Regions from separate parts of the Homo sapiens genome. Here region 2 is linked to region 1. Evidence: chromatin loops called from intact Hi-C (ENCODE). Cell type or tissue: GM12878. All regions are shown on one strand. Links, peaks and the distances in the headings refer to the core of each region. The heading gives the core; the rest is flanking DNA. Region 1 overlaps LINC03088 (long intergenic non-protein coding RNA 3088). Region 2 overlaps LOC105370005 (a long non-coding RNA gene).

The links. A loop is a pair of places that touch in the nucleus more often than their neighbours do. Peaks named below come from ENCODE experiments on the same cell type or tissue, not always from the same donor. Only the 100,000 strongest peaks of a DNase experiment are listed, where the experiment ranks them.
Region 2: it touches region 1 in a loop (17-fold over the local background); 1 of 110 quality-filtered maps calls a loop at or near these places.

Annotation. Positions count from the first base shown.
Region 1 is chr12:116,670,183-116,676,903 of GRCh38, reverse strand. The region is part of intron 1 of LINC03088 (long intergenic non-protein coding RNA 3088); the gene reads right to left. Among named protein-coding and RNA genes, the nearest start is that of LINC03088, 12 kb to the right of the region's middle. RefSeq lists an enhancer at 3,651-3,960. In GM12878, for the core only: a CTCF peak has its summit at 2,854; a DNase peak (open chromatin) is centred at 3,613; H3K4me3 peaks cover 982 bases; H3K27ac peaks cover 1,112 bases.
Region 2 is chr12:116,335,892-116,342,612 of GRCh38, reverse strand. LOC105370005 (a long non-coding RNA gene) reads left to right here. Exons shown (of 3, transcript XR_945392.2): 3 at 2,243-2,317. Among named protein-coding and RNA genes, the nearest start is that of MED13L, 62 kb to the right of the region's middle. RefSeq lists an enhancer at 5,392-5,441. In GM12878, for the core only: no CTCF peak of the experiment used is centred there; no DNase peak of the experiment used is centred there; H3K27ac peaks cover 154 bases.

The sequences.
Region 1 (6,721 bases), core at 990-4,989:
GTGTGTGTGTGTGTCGTTAAGTTTTCTCCTTGGCTGTCAGTCAAGCCTCTTCTGTGGTTTTTTTTGGTTGTTGTTGTTGTTTTGTTTTTTGGGTTTTTTTTTTTGAGATGGGGTCATGCTCTGTTGTCCAGCTGGTCTCAAACTCCTGACCTCAGGTGATCCGCCTGCCTCAGCCTCCCAAAGTATTGGGATTACAGGCGTGAGCCACTGCATACGGCCAAAATTCCATCAATTTTTTTTTCTTTTGAGTCAAGTCTCGCTCTGTTGCCTCAGCTGTAATGCAGTGGTGCAATCATAACTCACTGCAGCCTTGAACTGGTGGCCTCAAGCAATCCTTCTGTCTCAGCCTCCTGAATAGCTGGGACTATAGGCATGAGCCTTTTTTTTGGGAGGGAAGGGGGTGGATGGGGTCTTGCTCTGTTGCCCAGGCTGGAGTGCAGTGGCACGATCTTGGCTCACTGCAACCTCTGCCTCTTGGGTTCCAGCAATTCTCCTGCCTTAGCCTCCCGAGTAGCTGGTATTACAAGCACACACCACCACGTACAGCTAATTTTTGTATTTTTAATAGAGATGGGGTTTCACCATGTTGACCAGGCTGGTCTTGAACTCCTGACCTCAAGTGATCTGCCTACCTTAGCTTTCCAAAGTGCTGGGATTACAGGCATGAGCCACTGCACCCAGCCCTCTTCTTTATAGTCTTTACCCTGCAACCCCATCCCTCCCAGGGTGGTGCTGGAACCACAGCCATGAGGATGATTTGAAAAATCCCCACTGCCTTGACCGAGTGAAATTGAAGGAGGGCAGTTAGTTGGCAAGAACCAATTTCCACCTCTGGCAACAGCCTCCTTTGCTTTCTCTTAATGGTCTGTTATCCTCTCTCAAAGTTGACACATTTGCCATCCATGGAGAGTACCAAGTGGTGGCTTGGAATGTCCTATGTACAAAGGTGCCTCTCTCCATCACTCTTGCCAGCGTCCCTCCCGAGAGCATGAAGGCCAAGGTCAATGTCATCCCCTTTTCCCCAGAGAACCTTGCCCAGGGCTTCAGGCTCAGCCCGTTTTCCCCAAGTTCACGTATTCATTTTGTTCCCCCGCTTATCTTCTGAACTCTGAGGTCGGCTCTCCTTCCTATTGCTTTTTGCTGGCTTCGTTGTTTCACACCGGACGGTCACTTAGATTCCTGCCTGGATAGGGAAAGATCTTCTGATGAAAGTCCCCTCCACGCTGGGGGCCCTGGAGCAGGACTGGCCTCTCTGCAGGCAGATATTGTCTGATTTCCGGGAGCTCTAAAGAGCTTGACCTGCATATAATTACAAAATGACCTACCAGACAAGGAAATGTTTGTTTACGCTAAATCTCTGCCGCCACCCACCTCCCCCGGCCTGACTCCCCTATCAGGGAGAAAGGTTGAGTACCACCAATTCTCTCACGTCCATTGTGAGTCTTTCCTCCTGGTTTCCGTCTTGCAGGCTTTTCCCCTCCCCTCCCCTCTGGCCTGCAGGAGAGGCAGGGAGTTAGAAGTAGATGGAGTGTGGGCCGGGTGCAGTGGCTCACGCCTGTAATCCCAAGGCCTTGGGAGGCTGAGGCAGGAGGACTGCCTGAAACCAAGGAGTTTGAGATCAGCCTGGGAAACATGGTAAGACCTCATCTCTACAAAAAAAAAAATTAAAAATTTGCTGGGTGCAGTGGGGTGAGCCTGTAGTCCCAGCTACTTGGGAGGCTGAGGCAGGAGGATCGTGTAATCCAAGGAGGTCAAGGCTGCAGTGAACTAGATGGTGCCACTGCACTCCATCCTGGGCAACAGAATCAACAGAATAAGACCCTGCCTCTAAAAGAAACAAAAAAATAATAGATGGAATGAGTGTTCTTGTGGGATGATTGTGAAGTCTGATCATTTTCGCTTAGTCATACTTGCAGCAAATGTTTATTGAGCATATAATAAGAGCCAAGTGCTGTGTAGACTCGGTGTTGCACAGAGAATAAGTCTGACATGGTCCCTGCCTTCATCCAGCTAGTGGTTTAGGGGCCAAATGTCAAGTTACAACCGTGGTACCTGCCTAGGCAGAAGAGTTCAGGGCAGAGTGAAAGCATCTTACTTAGGGAAGACCTGACCTAGCAGTGCTGGTGGGTTAGGGGGAGGCCAGAAAAGGTCTGAGGGACTTTTGCCCTGTAGGGGGGTGGGCGGGGGCTTTTTCTCATTAAAAAAAATTACATTTTGCAACTTTGTTGGTATAAATCCAGGTTGGATTCATCATAATATAGTCACTGTCTCCCTCTTCTGATTTTAAAAGAAATTAAGCCTTTTTTTCTGGGCCCCTAAAGGTATCATAGACCCTGGACACTATGCAGTTGTGCCTCTGGGAAAAGGTCGCCTCAAGGAAAAGACAACGGAATTAATATCTGAAGAATAAACAAGAGTTAATTCAGTGAATAAGGGGTGGGGTCGGTGGGGTGTGGGCACCATAAACAGCATATACAAAGGCCCTGTGGTGGAGGAAATGAGCAATTGACAAGCTTCAGATGTAGCTCAGGAAGCATGTGTGGATAAGGTGAGGACACAGAGAAAGCCGGGCCATATGCAGCCTTTCCCCAGAGCAGTGGGAAGTCACTGATACATCTCAAGGCAGGAAGTTGAATGACTTTGGAAGGCATCAATAGGAAAAGCTGGCCAGAAAACCAGAAGGCCCCCCAATTCTCCCTATTAAATCTAATCAACAGAATGAGAACCTATCTGGAACAGAACAGGCATTGATGTTACCCAGGTTAAGAAGAAGCTGAGATGTACGGGCCTGCTGGTCTGTGGTTACTGGAGAAGACAAGACAATATTTTCCCCCAAACTTTGTTATGCCTTCTTTCCTAGGTGGCGCCCTTGGGAAATAGATTCTGAGGCAGAGATTTGTGTGCAGGTTTATGGGTGTGTGTTCTTGGAAACAACATCCATAAGGACGTAAGGGCAATATTGGGCGGATACAAGGGAGATCTCAGGTTATCCCAGAGCTCCCTAGAACCAGTGAAGCAGGAGACGGGACTTAACTCCAGGGGTGGGGCTTGGACACTGGACCACATTGAGGACTAGCTAAAACAGGGATGGGGCAGTAGCACCTCTCCATAAGACACGCCCACCTGTGAGCGCTGACAGTTTACCATTGCCATGGCAACACTGGGAGTTACTGCTCCTTTCCGTGGCAAAGACCGAGGACCCAAATGCTACCACCCTTTCCTTGAAATTTCTGCATAAACTGCCCCTTAATCTACATGTAATTAAAAGTAGCTATAAATATTTTCGTTTGTTTTTTTGGAGGCTGCATTGAGCTGAGGTCACGCCATTGCACTCCAGCCTGGGCGACGAAGTGAGACTCTGTCTCAAAAAAAAAAAAAAAAAAAAGAAAGAAAGAAAAAAAAAGAAAATACAGGCATTTGTTGTGCTGTGCGTTGGGTATACAGCAAGCTTGAAACAGGCATGCAGGCACGGCTGTGGGCTCCTGGTCCTCACAGCCTGGCAGGAAAGGCAGGCCCTTGGACACTGAAGTGAGGGGAAGCAAAGTTACTGGAGATGAGAACAAGGGACCCAACTGTCATGTAAGACAGGATGTGGCATGTGTTACAGTAAAAGCAAAAGTTCACTAAAAAAGCTTCTGCACAGCAAAAGTGATAATCAACAGAGTGAACAGACAAGCTGCAGAATGGGAGAACATATTTGCAAACTGTGCATCTGACAAAGGACTGATATCCAGAATCTACAAAGAACTCGAACAACTCAACAACAACAAAGGGCAAATAACCCCATTAAAAGGTGGACAAAGGACATGAACAGACATCTTGTTAAAGGAGACACACAAATTACCAAGAAACATGTGAAAAATGCTCAACATCGCTAATCATCAGAGAAACGCAAACTGAAACCACAGTGAGATACTATCTCACTCTAGTCAGGATGACCATCATTAAACAGGCAAAAAAATCACAGATGTTGGCGAGGATGTGGAGAAAAGGGAACACTTCTACACTGCTGGTGGAAGGTAAATTAGTACAACCTCTATGGAAAACAGTAGGGAGATTTCTCAAAAGAACTAAAAATAGTCCTACTATTCGATCCAGCAACCCCAAAACTGGTGTATATACCCGAAGGAAAAGAAATCATTGTATCAAAAAGATACCTGCACCCATATCGCAGCACTATTCACAATAGCAAAGATAAAGAGGCTAAGTATCCAGAACACATGAATGGATAAATATCTCTCACACACACACACACACACACACACACACACACACACACGAAGACTACTCAGCCATGTAAAAGAATGAAATCATGTCCTTTGCAGCAACGTGAATGGAACTAGAGGCAGTTATCTTTAAGTGAAATAACAGACACAAAGTCAAATACTGCATGTTCTCACTTATAAGTGGGAGCTAAATAATATGAACACATGCACATAGAGAGTGGAATAATAGACATTGGAGACTCAGAAGGGTGGGGAGGGGGAGGGAGAGGGATGAAAAGTTACTTAATGGGTACAATGTACACTATTCGGGTGATGGCTACACTAAACCCCAGACTTCACCAGTATGCAATATATCCATATAACAAAACTGCACCTGTACTCCCGAAATCAATCAATCTATGTATTTTACCGATCATCTATCAGTCTATTTATCTTATCTTTCATCAATCTATCTTATCTATCAATCATCTATCTTATCTATCATCTATCAATCATCTATCCATCGTATCTATCTTCTATCAATCATCTTATCTATCATCTATCAATCTATCAAGTCTTATCAATCTATTATCTATCTATCTATCCACCCATCCAATCTCGCTCTCTTTCTCTTTCTCTCTCTCTCTCCCCCTCTCTAAAGCACAAGCTCGGCTGGGCGCAGTGGCTCATGCCTGTAATCCCAGCACTTTGGGAGGCGAGGCAGGCAGATCATTTGAGGTCAGGAGTTCAATGAGACCAGCCTGGCCAACATGGTGAAAACCCTGTCTCTACTAAAAATACAAAAAAAGTGAGCTGGGCATGGTTGGTGGCATGCATCAGTAATCCCGGCTACTCAGGAGGCTGAGGCAGGAGAATCGCTTGAACCCAGGAGGCAGAGGTTGCAGTGAGCCGAGATCATGCCACTGCACTCCAGCCTGGGTGATAGAGTGAGACCATGTCTTCCCTCACCAAAAAAAAAGCACAAGCTCAGGAAGTTGGGAACACACATGGGGAGACACGTGCTCTGGGATATGAGATTGGGGGTAGAAACCCCCAACGTGCATGCTCTGAGTTGAGCCTGGAGAGACGGCACTATTGAGAGATGAAGGGATGAGGAGGAGCACATGGGCAGAAGGAACCACAGCGGCAAAAGCAGCGACAAGCCACTGCACCCGGGAGGATGGCTATAACCAGGGAAACAAAAGAGGAAAATAACAAGTGTTGACGATGATGTGGAGAAACTGGAATCCTCATGTGTTGCTGGTGCAAATATAAATACAGAGCAGCCATTCTGGAAAAAATACAGTGCAGCCATTGTGCCATTTTGGGCAGTTCCTCAAAAAGTTAAACATAAAATTATCATGTGATATAGCGTATCCACCCCTAGATATATACCCCAAATAACTGAAAACAGGGGTATTTAAAGAGATACTTGAACACAAATGTTCATAGCAGCACTACTTACAGTAGCCAAAAGGTGAAAACAGCCTGAATGTCTATTGATGGAGGAATGGCTGAACAAATTGTGGGCTATTCATACAATGGAATATTATATGGCTATAAAAAGGAACCAAGTACTGACCCATACTACAACATGGATGAACTTTGAAAACATTATACTAAGTGAAGGAAGTCAGGCATAAAAGGTGACCTACTGTATGACAGCATTAGAGGAAATGTCTAGAATAGGCAAATTCATAGAGACAAAAAGTAGATTTGTGGTTGCCAGGGCCTGGGTGCCAGGGGAGAAACTGGAGAAACTGCCTAATAGGTTGAGAAATTTTACTCTGGAGTCATTGAAATGTTTTGGAACTATGTAGAAGTGGGGTTTGTACAACATTGTGAATATACTAAAACCCACTGAATTCTACCCTTTAATATGATTTTTTATTATGTGAATTTCACTTAAATATATATATATATATATATAATTTTTTTTTTTTGAGACAGCGTCTCACTCCATCACCTGGGTTGGAGTGCAGTGGTGCAATCTCAGCTCACTGTGACCTCTGCCTTCCGGGTTCAAGCAATTCTCCTGCCTCAGCCTCCTGAGTAGCTGGGATTACAGGCATGTACCATTACGCTTGGCTAATTTTTGTATTTTTAGTAGAGACAGGGTTTTGCCATGTTGGCCAGGCTGGTCCTGAGCTGCAGCCTGCCTCGGGTCCCGAAGTGCTGGGATTAGAAGCGTGAGCCACTGCGCCTGGCTCCACCTAAATAATTTTTTTTTTTTAAGCACAGGGAAGTGCAGTCTGTAGGGGAAGAACTGACGTTAGAGTAGGGAGCTAGGCAGACATGAGCAGGGCAGGAAAGGGCCCCCACCCCGACCCACAGGAATGTCAAGTGACCATCAGGTGATAGTCAGGTGGTTGTTAAACTCTCTCTCTAAAATACTAATTGGGCCAGGTGTGGTGGCTCACACTTGTAATCCCAGCACTTTGGGAGGTGGAGACATGTGGATCACTTGAGGTCAGGAGTTCGAGACCAGCCTGGCCAACATGGTGAAACCTCATCTC
Region 2 (6,721 bases), core at 1,438-5,437, 330 kb after region 1:
GAGGCTAGGAAGGCAAAGATTTTGCTTTTTCTAGTCTTGACAATGGAAATTGGCAGAGGGAATGAGGTAGAAATGCGTGTTGGTTTGGCCAGCCAGTGGGGTCCACCATGGAACCCCTGTTTTCTTCCTGCATTCTACATGGCCTTGGAGCAACTGCCAATCAAGGTTTCCTGCCCTTCCCTTCCCTCCATGCCAAATGAATAAGCCCTTGACCCAAATGAACCAAAGACAGACAATGGCTGACATTGATATATCATGTACGTGAGACACTTAAGAGACACTCCATTCATTCTTGCTCCCTACATCCCTAGAATTTGTGTGGTTCTGGTCATTCCTTCACAAGGTCCAGTTTTTCCATTGCTTCTGCAAGTCTCCCACATCTTTCCAATAAATTTCCAGCATCATTTTCTGTTGCTTACAATCACAGAACCCTGGTTGATACATCTTTTGCTATGGTTTGGATGTTTGTCCCCTGAAACTTCATGTTGAAATTTGATCCTGCCAGGTGCAGTTGCTCACTCCTGTAATCCCAGCACTTTGGGAGGCTGAGGCGGGTGGATCACGAGGTCAGGAGATCGAGACCATCCTGGCTAACGTAGTGAAACCCCATCTCTACTAAAAATACAAAAAAATGAGCCAGGCATGGTGACCGGTGCCTGTCATCCAAGCTACTCGGGAGGCTGAGGCAGGAGAATGGCATGAACCTGGGAGGTGGAGCTGGCAGTGAGCTGAGATTGTGCCACTGCACTCCAGCCTGGGCAACAAAGCAAGACTCCGTCTCAAAAAAAAAAAAAAAAAAAAAGCCCGGGTGCGGTGGCTTATGCCTGTAATCCCAGCACTTTGGGAGGCCGAGGCGGGCAGATTACCTGAGGTCGGGAGTTCGAGACCAGTCTGACCAACATGGAGAAACCCCGTCTCTACTAAAAATACAAAATTAGTTGGGCATGGTGGCACATGCCTGTAATCCCAGCTACTAGGGAGGCTGAGGCAGGAGAATCACTTGAACCTGGGAGGCTGAGGTTGCCGTGAGCTGAGATCACGCCATTGCACTCCAACCCCGGGCAACAAGAGCGAAACTCCGTCTCAAAAAAAAAAAAAAAGAAAGAAAGAAAAAAAGAAATTTGATCCCAATGTTGGAGATGGGGCCTAATGGCACAGATTAATGTACAGATTAATGCCCTCCCTTGTGGAGAGTCCTCACTCTATTGGTTCCCTTGAGAATCTGGTACATCTCTCCTCTCTCGTTCGCCCTCTCCTGCCATACAATCTCTGCACACACCATTTCCTATTTATCTCCCGTTGGGTGGAAGCAGCATGAGGCCCTCACTAGAAGCCGATGTTGGCACCATGCTTTTTGTACGGCCTGTGGCAGTGTGCACCAAAAAAACTTATTTACAAATCACCTAGCCTTAGGTATTCCTGTATAGCAACATAAAATGGACTAAGACATCTTTCCTGACCACTGTGTTCAAATAGGGACTCCCATGCCATTCTCTACCTCAATACTTTTTTTCTGGAGACAGAGTTTTGCTCCGTTGCACAGGCTGGAGTGCAGTGGTACAATCTTGGCTCACTGCAATCTCTGCCTCCCAGGTTCAAAATGATTCTTGTGCCTCAGCCTCCTCAGTAGCTGGGATTACCGACTTGTGCCACTACGCTTGGCTAATTTTTCATACTTTTAGTAGAGACGGGGTTTCCCCATGTTGTTCAGGCTGGTCTCAAACTTCTGACCTCAAATGATCCCCCCCATCAGCCTCCCAAAGTGCTGGGATTATAGGCATGAGCCACTGCACCCAGCCTCTACCTCAATACTTTATTTTTTTAAGCCCATGAAATGTTATCATTGCTTCATTTATTTATATAGTGTCTTTTTCTGATACCAGACCATAAGTTCCATGCAAACAGGGAATGCAACAGTCTTGATGACTACTACATGCCCTGGATCTAATATACGCCTGAATATATTTGAGTATTATTGAATATTTATTAACTGAATGGTCGGCTTAGGCATTTAGAGGTCAGAACTGGAATTTGAATGTTATTTATAATATCAGTTGTTTAAAGCATGCTTTATAGGTAACTTATGGTGGTCTAAAAGTGCAAGTTGGGAATGACGTTAAGAGCAGCTGGAAATGTCAGGGATATCGAGATGGGGGACTAAAGCACCCAGGAGAGTAGATTACTGAATTTCCAGATCCTAGAACAGTGGCTCTCAAATGCTTTTGATCTTTGGCTCACTTAGGCAAGGCCAAAGACCCTTCCTCCCATCTGCAGCCACCAGTTCCTGCTTTGTGACTTGTGCAGTAGGAGTTTTGCAGCATTGAAAAGCATCATGCAGGAGCCAGGCTTCCAGAAGATCCCTGCGGCTGAGTTCTCGGTAATTCCCAGTAACACTCTAATTTTAGTTATGACTAGTCAATTGTAGTAACTCACTTAGTAGGTTCCTAGAAAGTGGCACTTAGTCATGCATCAAGCTGGAAATCAACGGATATATGTGTAACTTGTTCATAAGAACCAGAGGAAGAATGTGACCTTTTAGGATCAGTTGATGGCCTGTAGAAAGGAGCTTAGACCCACTCAGTGGGCTGCAGGCCACATACCAAGAACTGCACCACTGGAACCCAAGGGCTGTAGAGGTGTTGGGGGTTGGGCCCCAGAGTCATACAGCAAGAGTCTGCATACCCAAAGTGCAGATGGAATGGTCCATAGAATGAATAAACAATACCTCCCACATATAGACACATGAATAGTTTTTCAGCACTAGTGCAATTTTTAAAAATTCTTTAAAAGTACATACTAATTCACAGTGGCTTTTTGTTGTTATGCCTTTTCTCATGAGAAAACACTCAAGTGCAGGTTGGTGATATTTTTGAAGGTTTTGAAAAGGGTATCCTGGCCGGGCACAGTGGCTCACACCTGTAATCCCAGCATTTGGGAGGCTGAGGCAGGCGGATCGTTTGAGGCCAGGAGTTCGAGAGCAGCCTGGACAACATAGCGAGACCTTGTTTCTACAAAAAATTTAAAAATTAGCTGGATGTGCTAGTGTGGTGCGCCTGTAGTCTCAGCTACTCAGAAGCCCAGGTGGGAGGATCACTTGAGCCCAGCAGTTGGAGGCTACAGTGAGCCATGATCACGCCACTGCCAGTCTGGGCAACAGAGAAAGACCCTGTCTCTAAATAAATAAATACAGAAATAAATAATAAAAAGGGCATCCTGGTACTAAGCATTGGGATAAAGTTGGGAACCACTGGTTTTGTGCCTCCCTCAGCTACAGAAGCCAGGGAAGGAGGAGTTCAGTCCTCCACACCCCATTTGGAGTGGCACTCAGACCTCCTCCCTGGCCCTTTGGTTCTGGAGGATTATACCCACTTCCTCATTACCAAGGCAAACATGCAGAGTTGGATTTGCATGAGTTAAACACATGTCTGGTACAACCCCATGTTAATAAGTATTTAGTGTTATATTTTAAAGTCGCATTACAGGCCCGGCTCAGTGGCTCATGCCTGTAACCCCAGCACTCTGGGAAGCCGAGGCAGGCAGATCACTTGAAGTCAGGAATTCAAGACCAGCCTGGCCAACATGGTGAAACCTCATCTCTACTAAAAATACAAAAATTAGCTGGGCATGGTGGCGCACGCCTGTAATCCCAGCTACTCGGGAGGCTGAGGCAGGAGAATTGCTTGAACCTGGGTGGCAGAGGTTGCAGTGAGCTGAAATCACGCCACTGCACTCCAACCCAGATGACAGAGCGAGACTCGGAAAAAAAAAAAAAGAAAGGAAAAAAGTTGCATTACAAAAAAAAAAAAAAAGTCACCAGGAGTCCCTCCCTGTCCACCTCTCTGCTGCTCGGCCTTCTTTGGGCTGGCTTTGTTTGCAGGCAGGGCCTCCCACAGATGGCTGCTAGCAGCTCTAGGCTCACATTCTACCAGTTTAGTAACCCTATCGAGAAAAGAAAGCCTCTCTCCCCATGGTTTCCGCCAAAAAATAGCTGCCATTCATTGAGTGCTTCTTCAGAGCCAAGCCCACCTCCTGGGCACGTTTCTCAATCCTCTCAATTATTCCTCACAATGGCTCTCAGATGTTGTCGCTATTATTATCCCACTTTAAAGTGAGGAGACTGAGGTTACATAAACTTACCCAAGGTCACAGGGCTACTAAATGACAGAGCTAGAGCTGATGCTCTTAATTGTCACACTATACTGCCCACCGTGACCACGGACTTTCCTGCAGTTATTCCCCAAATCTCTGGGATGGGGCAGGGCTCATATTTAACAGAAGACAATGAGTGGCAGCTCTGTTCCAGCTCCTTTGTGGGTGTTATCTCACTTTTATCCCCATTTCACAGCTAAGGAAACTGAGGCTCAGAGAGGTTAATTAACTTTCCCAAGCTCACACAGACAAAAGGTAGAGAATTAGGGCTGGGCACGGTGGCTCACGGCTATAATCCCAGCACTCTGGGAGGCAGAGGCAGGCGGATCACTTGAGGCTAGGAGTTGGAGACCAGCCTGGCCAATGTGGTGACAACCCGTCTCTACTAAAAATGCAAAAATAAGCTGGGCATGGTTGTGGGCACCTGTAATCCCAGCTACTTGGGAGGCTGAGGCACAAGAATTGCTTGAACCCAGGAGGCAGAGGTTGCAGTGAGCCAAGATCTCGCCACTGCACTCCAGCCTGGGCAACACAGTGAGACTCTGTGTCAAAACAAAACAAAACAAAACAAAAAACAGAAAAGCGGACATCCAGGGAAGGGAAAGAAGCCAAGGAGGAGTGTGAGCATAGAAGCAGAAAAGGACACTAGTGTCACATCATGGGGAGCCTCAAGAGCTGAGGATACCACACTTCTTAATTCAGGTGGTTCAGGTAGGCAGTGTCAATCCATATGGAGTGAACCTGTTTCCCATTTCTTCGGGAACCTGCCTTCCCCTTGCTAGAATTACATTTTAGAATTGCAATTAGAATTCCCCCAGCTAGAATTAACATTCTAGGCAGGCTCCCAAAGGAATGGGGATGCTGCTACCAGAAGGGGGAGGCACCCTGGACGGAGAAAGAAGAGAGAGGTCGGCTATCATCAAATCCTTCCGCTCATTCATTCAACAACAAATACGTATTGAACATCAACAGTGGGCCAAGCCTGTGCTTGACATAGAGTCACGAACTCTTAGACTACGGAATCTGCCCTTCAATTTCCCCCTTTCCACTACTGGATTCAGCTACCCCCTGCTTGCCTTCGATTGTTTCAGTTCTTCAAGTTTAAATTTCTGAAAGAGGCCGGATGTGGTGGCTCATGCCTGTAATCCCAGCACTTTGAGAGGCTGAGGCTAAGGCAGGCAGATCACTTGAGGCCAGGAGTTCAAGACCAGCCTGGGTAACATGTTGAAACTCCGTCTCTACAAAAAAAAATACAAAAATTAGCCAGGCGTGGTGGTGCATGCCTGTGGTTCCAGCTACTCGAGAGGCTAAGGTGGGAAGGTCAATTGGGCCCAGGAGGTTGAGGCTTCCGTGAGCCATGACCGTGCCACTGCACTCCAGCCTGGGTGAGACAGCGAGACTCTGTCTCAAAAGTAAATGAATTAATAAATAAATTTCTCAGAGAGGTCTGATTCTCTTGTGTTTTGAGTCTGACTACACGGTAGGTCATGAGCCCAGTCCAATTAGACAGAAAACAGCTGACCGTGGCTCCTCTAAGCAGAGCACCGCAGGCAGGGGAGTTCCCATACAAAGGGAAGTTGGGTGTGACGGACTCCATGTCAACATAACCACCTACAGTCAGAGGGGTCATTGCAGCAGATCAGCCACGTCATCATCCTTTACTGAAGCCATCACATCACTCCCACTAGCAACAGATTCATACCCAGAGTTATCTTTTTTTTGTTTGTTTGAGACGGAGTCTCCCTCTGTTGCCCAGGCTGGAGTATAGTGGTGTGATCTCGGCTCACTGCAAGCACCACCTCCCGGGTCCACGCCATTCTCCTACCTCAGCCTCCCGAGTAGCTGGGACTACAGGTGCCTGCCTCCACGCCTGGCTAATTTTTTTTGTATTTTTAGTAGAGACAGGGTTTCAGTATGTTAGCCAGGATGGTCTCAATCTCCTGACCTTGAGATCCGCCCACCTTGACCTCCCAAAGTGCTGGGATTACAGGCGTGAGCCACCGCGCCTGGCCCATACCCAGAGTTATCTTGATGGTGCTGACTATAATCCTATACTCAGGACATTGGTTCAGTCACAAAGGTTGGGGAAAAATGATTATAAATTCTCCTAATGCAGACAGTGATGATGGTTGGGATGCAAATTATCACTGAGCAATTTTTTTTTTTACCACTGCATTTGCATTAAACCATTTGAATACTACTGAATGATTTATATGTTGAAAGGGACTCTATTCCCCATTGCAGGAGATGAGAGGCACAATTAGCTCATGATTAGTCATCTCTGAAGAAGAGGCATAACGGGTCCGAGTGGGAAAGTAGAAATTCATAGTTTCACCAGGCACGGTGGTGCATGCCTGGAGTCCCAGCTACTCGGGAGGCTGAGAAGAGAGGATCTCCTGAGATGGGAGTTCAAAGCCAACTTGGGCAATATAGCGAGACCCTGTCTCAAGAAAGAGAATGGAAGGAAGAAAGGAAGGAAGAAAGGGAGGGAAGGAGGCAAGTTATCTTAGGATTGCACATTGGGTCTGCCTTTCTAAAGAACAATTTGGCAATAGCTATTAAATACTAAATA